2 separate regions of the Homo sapiens genome follow, and region 2 is linked to region 1. Evidence: chromatin contacts called from ENCODE Hi-C or POLR2A ChIA-PET data. All regions are on one chromosome and are shown on one strand. The core of a region is the stretch at or near the end of the contact, and the rest is flanking DNA. Distances in the headings are between cores, read along the strand shown. Region 1 has its middle 30 kb from the start of NRAD1. Region 2 has its middle 76 kb from the start of MIR8079.

Evidence for each region. A loop is a pair of places that touch in the nucleus more often than their neighbours do. ChIA-PET counts read pairs that join two places held with the same protein, here RNA polymerase II (POLR2A). Pooled maps may share reads with other maps.
Region 2: a map of vagina shows a loop between it and region 1 (4-fold over the local background). The contact joins two enhancer-like sites. A Hi-C loop is called at or near these places in 2 of 168 maps with a recorded cell type or tissue (Caco-2 and vagina) and 5 of 50 pooled maps. POLR2A ChIA-PET finds 5 or more read pairs at or near these places in 3 of 52 experiments (CD4-positive, alpha-beta T cell, T-cell and activated T-cell).

Annotation. Positions count from the first base shown.
Region 1 is chr13:44,050,894-44,054,460 of GRCh38, forward strand. No RefSeq gene overlaps it. Among named protein-coding and RNA genes, the nearest start is that of NRAD1, 30 kb to the left of the region's middle. Within about 2 kb of position 2,001, at least 14 of the 41 ENCODE cell types and tissues checked have a DNase peak (open chromatin) inside an H3K27ac peak, as active enhancers do.
Region 2 is chr13:44,270,266-44,273,832 of GRCh38, forward strand. No RefSeq gene overlaps it. Among named protein-coding and RNA genes, the nearest start is that of MIR8079, 76 kb to the left of the region's middle. Within about 2 kb of position 1,851, at least 14 of the 41 ENCODE cell types and tissues checked have a DNase peak (open chromatin) inside an H3K27ac peak, as active enhancers do.

The DNA of each region.
Region 1 (3,567 bases), core at 751-3,250:
AGGTTAAAAGTTAAGCCAGGCATTTTAGACCAGGGGATGTATTAATACTTTCTCTGATATCCTTACGAAATGGGCAGTGGGACAGAGAACCACTTAGTGAAAGTTTTTTTACCCATCCTCCTTTTGCACCTGGAAATGTAAATAAGAAAGATGTATGGATATAAAAGATGGTGTTTTATCCAATGCTGCAATGGCTCTGGGCCTTATAAGAATTGCATTCCCTGCCAGACACAGTGGCTCACGCCTGTAATCCCAGCACTTTGGGAGGCCAAGGCAGGCGGATCACGAGGTCAGGAGTTCAAGACCAACTTGGCCAATGTGGTGAAACCTCATCTCCACTAAAAATACAAAAATTAGCTGGGCATGGTGGCCAGTGCCTGTAATCCTGGCTACCTGGGAGGCTGAGGCAGGAGAATCATTTGAACCTGGGAGGCAGAGGTTGCAGTGAGCTGAGATCGCGCCACTGCACACCAACCTAGGTGACAGGGTGAGCCTCTGTCTCAGAAAACAAACAAACAAAAAAAACAGAATTGCATTCTGTACTCCTATCCAGTGTTATTTTGAGGATAAACTCTTAAAATTTATCTCACAGGGTAAAGTGTGTAAGAAAATTAAAAGGGGTAGTCAGGGACCTGAGGGCCATCAGCCAACACAAAGAAGAGTCTGAATTCTTAGAGCTGGTGAATGTTTAACATCTTGGCATTGTTCAGGGTTGCCCAAGTTTATTTAGTAAGTTCTTAAATAAATGGAGAAGAATGTTTTATTACTCTCATATAAATGGATTTAAAAGAGAGATCTAAAAAAGACAGTTTGTTTCAGCCAGAAAACAACTTCATTCATATTCTCATTGGTATTTCTCTCATCCATATCTAAAAACCAAAGCACTTCTCATGGATTTACATAGTCTGTCTTTTGAGATAAATGGTCATTAGATGACAATTTAGAGAGAAAAGGAGTGAGGTGAAAGAGATTGTTTTGAGAGTATCCTTTTTAGGCAATAACATGCATACTAGGAATGAAAAATTAATTTTAAGACAGTGGTTTTAAGATTTCTTAATCCATATTTGAGTAGTATATTTTAGGAAGTATATACACACATATGATATTTTACTGCACAGCCTCTGGGTTTTCTGAGGCCCTGGCTTAACCCTTTTCTAGTTGCCATGGCTACGAGGACACAAATACAACATCCATACCATGAGCTGGATCTATGAGGAAGAATTTCCAACTGTATACATAGTATGTGTATTTGACCCAAGCTTTTCAGAAAGAATTTGACACAATTTTAAATGTAGTAAATTGTCTGTGTGAGTCATACAATGGAAATAGCGTATGCAGCTAGGAAAATGTAGTCTCATAAATGAACCAAGGGGAAAATAACATTGGAACCCCGTTCTCTCTAAAACCTCCATCTTGCCTTCCCTCATCTCTTCCTGATGTAAAGAATGTCATAGAAAACTTGAAGAAAATCATTCTAAGCTTTTATTTTTTTCTTTTTAAAGTTCAAGCCTAAAATAAATGATTATTTTCAAGCAAATCATAAATCTGTAATCTGAGATACTGGTCTTGCAAAAACACTTCAACGCTTCCAATTACTGGCTGTAAACTGCTTTTCTAAAAACCCTCTTAAATGTTCACTCTGCATTCTGAAAGAAGAACACAGACTGAAATTTCATCGCCATTTGCTCTGATTCCTAACTAAGGTGCTCCTCACACAGAATCTCCAGGAAGCAGAGATGGATGGGTAGATTTTACAATGGAGAGAGGACCGGTCCACTCTCAAAGTTCCATCCTGGACATTGAATAGCATCTTGGGAGGAACCAAAATGGGATCCCACTCTGGGTAAGACATGATAACACCAGCAGTGAGATTCCTGTGGATAGGGGAGTTTTCTTGGGCAGGGGTGAAGAGATACAGAAGAAAAGCAGGGAAGTGTGAATGCTAGGGATACAAAGAGAAGCCCCGGCAGGGAGCCTCACACAGATGCTTAATAAATGCTTTTTGATTTGACTGAATGATCAAAGTGTGGTGTTAGCGTCAAGCAGTCTTAGCACCATCGCATATAAATGCCTTTGGCAATCCACATGTCGGTTTATCTGGGGGCGGGGGTCAGGCTGTCGGAAGGGATGCTGTGCCCTTGCTTGATGTGAGTGGGCAGCCAGGGCCAGCCGTGGGAAGGGATTGAATCGTGGCGTCCTGTTCTTGCAACAGCCACATTCCTCATCGGAAGCTTGTACTGAGTGTTTGTCCTGCAAGCAGGAGCAGTCTGGGTGCATTTTTGAGATTCTGTGGGAGTTGCTGCAACTCAGACCCTCGGTTTTCTGATGTCCAAAAGAAGGGCGATAGTAAACAAGTAATAAGTAATAGTATTTGTTTATGTACATAACTTAACTCATAAAATCGTGCGATGATTTTAAAAAAAAGCTTTAAACAGCAGATATAAAAAGATAAGGTCCTTTTCATCAGAGGGTCCTGCTAGAATCTTTTCAGGAGGTAGGAGGCGGCATAGCTGAGTGGAAAGAATGTTGACCTGATGGGCCAGAGAAACAAATTCATTTCCCAGTTGAGCATAAACAGTTGTGAGACCTTGAGCCTCTCAGCCTTTCTGGGTTCCAACTTTCTCATCTGCAAATTTAAGGTGCTGGTCTAGAAGATCTTCCACTTCATGTTTTATTATCCTACAGAGAATTAAGAAAGGAATTGAGAGCCTAGTTTCCCTGGGGAGGTCAGTTTTACTTCTGAGGCCCTCAGATAGCCCTCTAGACGTCTGGCTAAAGGACAGAGGCATTTACATTCACATTTTCAGGTTGTATTTGGGAAATCGGACTAAGGAACAATACATTTCACATGCTCAGAAGCACAACCCCAGGTTAAGAAGGAGAGGAAGGCACTGCCTTACAGCAAACATCCACCTTATCTCGACCCCTAACCTCTCCTGGCCACATACCCCTGTCTAGATGAGCCACTCGGGATGGCCAGTGACCAAATAGCATGTGCAAAAGGAGTGGGGACTGGTGGGTAGTGGGGAGGAGAAAGAGAGAAAAGACTTTTCTGGACCCGTGGTAAATATGATTTCCTTGGTACTGAATGGAAAAGAATAAGCACTGCTTTTGATTACTCAAGTCCAACTTTCAAGAGTTTCAACAACTTCAGTGGGAAAAAGTATGCATATGTGTGTATGTATGTAATGTATGTATATATGTGTGTATATGCATATACATGCACAGACATATGTATACACAACACATAAATACATATGTGTGCAAAGCATATATATATACACATACACCTGTATGTTTATAAATTTATATTAAAAATCTTAGGAATGGCCTCATCTTCTCACCAGTGGTCTCTTCTCTCTGTTTCTACATCTTAGTCTCTCCCCATAAGACATATACCCAGTGAAATTCAGACTGAAATGTACAGAACTCTCTTCTAGATATTCTTCTTGGTGCAAACACTCCCTCGGTCCATATCCCTGTCCTTGTGCCCCCATCATCATAAAAAACAGGGACAGAATTTGAGAATTCTAACAGTTTGGGAAACTGTAAATGCCCACCCTTTTT
Region 2 (3,567 bases), core at 601-3,100, 220 kb after region 1:
CTACAGTTGCTTCTTTTCATTAATGATGATGCTTCTCCTCCATAAAACTCAGCCCAGTCGCAAAGTCATTTTCATATCTATTGCATCATTTAATTCTCTCCCAAAAATCTAGAAGGAAAGCACTATTATCACTGCATGGGAGACAAAAGGTCAAACTGATGGTTGGCCCATAGTGACAGGAACATCTAATAAATAAAAAAGGAATTCTGGTCTCCAAATTCTCTGCTCCTTCCTCTACCTCCGAACTGTCTTTCCATGGGGCTCTATTCCATTGTCATTTGACTACCAAAAACATCATCCTCCAGAATCAGGATGACCGCACAGCATCAAATATGTGCCTACTGTGTCCCAGGCACTGTCCTCACATTGAGAATACAAAAGGCAATGAAAGAACCCCTTATGGGGGTCAAAGATCAGTGGGGGAGGCAGACTCGTGAACAGATAATTTGCTGTAAGCAACTAGTGCTGTAATCGAGGCATGCACGAGTACTCTGGAAATTCAAAGTCAGGGAGATTCACTCCACCTGCCCGGGAAGAGGGTGGAGGTGATGGGGCTCCAGGAGGCTTCAGTGGTGGTACTGACGCTTTCCACAATATTACCCAAACTTGGGAATCAGCTTACACACGACGCAAAAGCCCAGAGAACAAAAATAGTTTTACCTCCCGCAGTTTAGTGAGAGTCATGGAAATTACAAGTGCAAAAAAGCACAAAAGAGAGTGATCAGCTATACTGCTGACTTTTTCCTACTTTTGACAACTTAAATGAAATTGTCCTGAGTCATACTTACTACAACCTTTGACATTTCTTAGACTTTTAACAGGTACAAATCCTCAGCAGCCATGTTGTTTATCTAAATTCAGCCCAGAGTCTGTGTCATGGTTGCCATTATATCCTGTGCAAGGAACATGAAAGGGCCAAATTTAGTAGCAGATGATGAGTGTCAGGTCCAGGAGTTTCCGAGAAGCTTATGAAATCCTCTGTCTTGTTTACACTACATTAAAATCTCCCTTCCCCAAGCCCGTCCTTCTCCGAAGGCTGAGGTGCTTATCCTGGAGCCACTACTTCCTGCAGCTTGAAGATGAGTAAACCATACCCGCCTGCCCCAGGGGTACCCTCTGGGATTCTGGGCAGCTCAGGGAATCTGCCCTGCTGGCATCATCATTTCCCTGAACCAAGTTCCCAAAACAACACAGTAATGACAGAAGAAAACCAAAGTGGCATAGATGGTACAGGTATACATAGCACCTGGCCCTGGGTTATCTTAAGCAGGTGGTCTTCCACGTAAATCCAGGGGACAGACAGACACAAGAGAGTTACAGACTAGCCCTTGTCTAAGGTTGGGTGCATTTTCCTAATGGGATACCACATGCCTGGTTACAGCAACCTAAGGAGAATGACTGAATTGTTCTGAGCTCAGGAAGAAACATTAAAAAGCTGGCTGCAGTTTGTTACATCCCTAACTTGTCCAGATATTAATATTTTAAACAGCAGGACTGACAATCCTCTTGATCTCTTGATACTCATCTATTAACAAAGTAATTTTTCCCCTGTGGCACTCAAAAAAATCTTTGCGTTTGAATTTTTTTAAAAGTCATGGCTCACAAATATTTTGTAACATTTGCACCCCGTTCTCTAGAAGGGATCACTCCCTTGTTCTCACTGTTTTACTGGCCTCCTGAGTGCTATGCCCACATACAGCAGTAATCTAATTTCCATCTGGTCAACCTCCAGGAGCTATTTTGAGTCTGGCCTGAATTTAGTCCACTTTTCCTGCCAGTGCAGACTCAGGCCCTCTACTCTCCTGGGGCTCTTTTCTCTAAAGAAGCTTTTGAAAAATACAGGCTTCCTACAGGGCCAGGGTCACTGCCCATCTCAGCTTGGAGTGGTGCCAGGAGATGCTAAGTACTACCCTACTTGCCACTGGGGAAAGACAGGAAAGGCAGGAGCTGGCCTTCCCATCCTCAGCTCTCACGGTTCTTGTCTCTCTCCCTGGCTCTGCCCCCAGCCATTTGCTCAATCCTGCAGGATGCTGAGTGCACCCTGCTAAGTGTCTGATCCTTTGCTCCCATTTGACCCTGTGCCTGGAGTGTACTTGCAGTTGTCTAGCTAACTCCTGCTGGCCTCTTCCTCATCCCCAAGATGGCTCAGGTACTCCTCATTGGTTTTTCTTTAGCCTCTGCCACATCAGGGCATCCACCTCACCATCTAGAACCAGCCCTTTTACTTGTCTGTCTCCCACCCCTTCATGCTAGACTGTGATCTCCCTGAAAGTGACACTGTGCTCTGTTATCCCTCGCATCCTAAGTACCAGACACATAGAAGACGTCCCATATACTTTTGCTGAATTGAATTCAATTGCCCTAGAAAAGAAAAGTGCCTAGAGGAAATGATTAAAAAAAAAAAAAAAAAAAAAGGAGGATTGGAAGAAGTGAAAAGAAAAAAAAAAGCATTTGGTGGAAAGTCAGAGGGCACCTCCAAACACTGCCTCAACTGTCATGCTTGACTTTGTAAGTGGACTAACACCAAGCTGATGATGAATCAGTCGGAAACGATGATGCTATCTCCAACCCCTACTGCCTAGAGAAAGGGTTTCCAAGTCCAGTACCTCCAGGGGCAAGTAGGCAACCTCACTGTGAGGAAGTCAGCCAGATATGAAACAGCAGGGAGTGATGGAATCATGGAAACCCTGTGCAGAGAGCCTCCTAGACCAAAACATTCAAATTCAAATCCAAATGCAGGCAAAGCCAGCCTGAGGTCCCGATTCATGCTCTGCTGGCCAGATCTAGAAGGATAGTGCTCTGCATTGCAAAAAGTACCTCTAGCCTGGAACAGGACCTGTCCTCTTTGATTTTTCTACATTTCACAGGTTTAAATTAAGTACACTCAAAGGTGTTATTTGTAGCAATATCCTAACTACATTGAACTACCATTTAACATGCTGTTTCTACGGGAAACATGTATTGCAAGTTCTAACTCTAAGTGCTAGGAGTGTCCCAGCATCCATCCCATCTTTGGTGATGACAGCATCCATGGAATCAACATCTGAGGTACAGAACGTCACTGGGGAGGCCAGGAGAAAGCTCCTGGGTGCAGATAGCTTGTGATGGCTCCATATCTCTGTATATATCTCAACACGACCCTCACACTCGATACTCCAGGCATGTCCACCTATCTACAGAGGGCCCGCCATCCTCATTTCTTCACCACTGCTGTGTGCCATGCTACATCCTCTGCCTCACCTTCACCCAGCTGCTTGTTTTTATCCTGTGGGCCACTTCTTTTCCTAACCTCTTCCCCGCTCTGTTGTCTGACACTCCAAAGCCACCAGAGCATGTTGTACTTTCCCCAGTGTGGTGCTTCTCCACACTGGATTGTGACTGTCATTTGTGGTCAGCATCTCCCCCAGACTGGTAGGAGGAGGAGAGGGTCGGACTCTTCACAGCAGTATCCCCAACACCTGACTGGTGTCACATGCTTCGTGGCCAGCATTGAATGAATGAGCAAATGTATTAACAAAAAATTGAAGGAATGAAGAGATAAAGCAACTTTTTGCGCTAAATCACTGG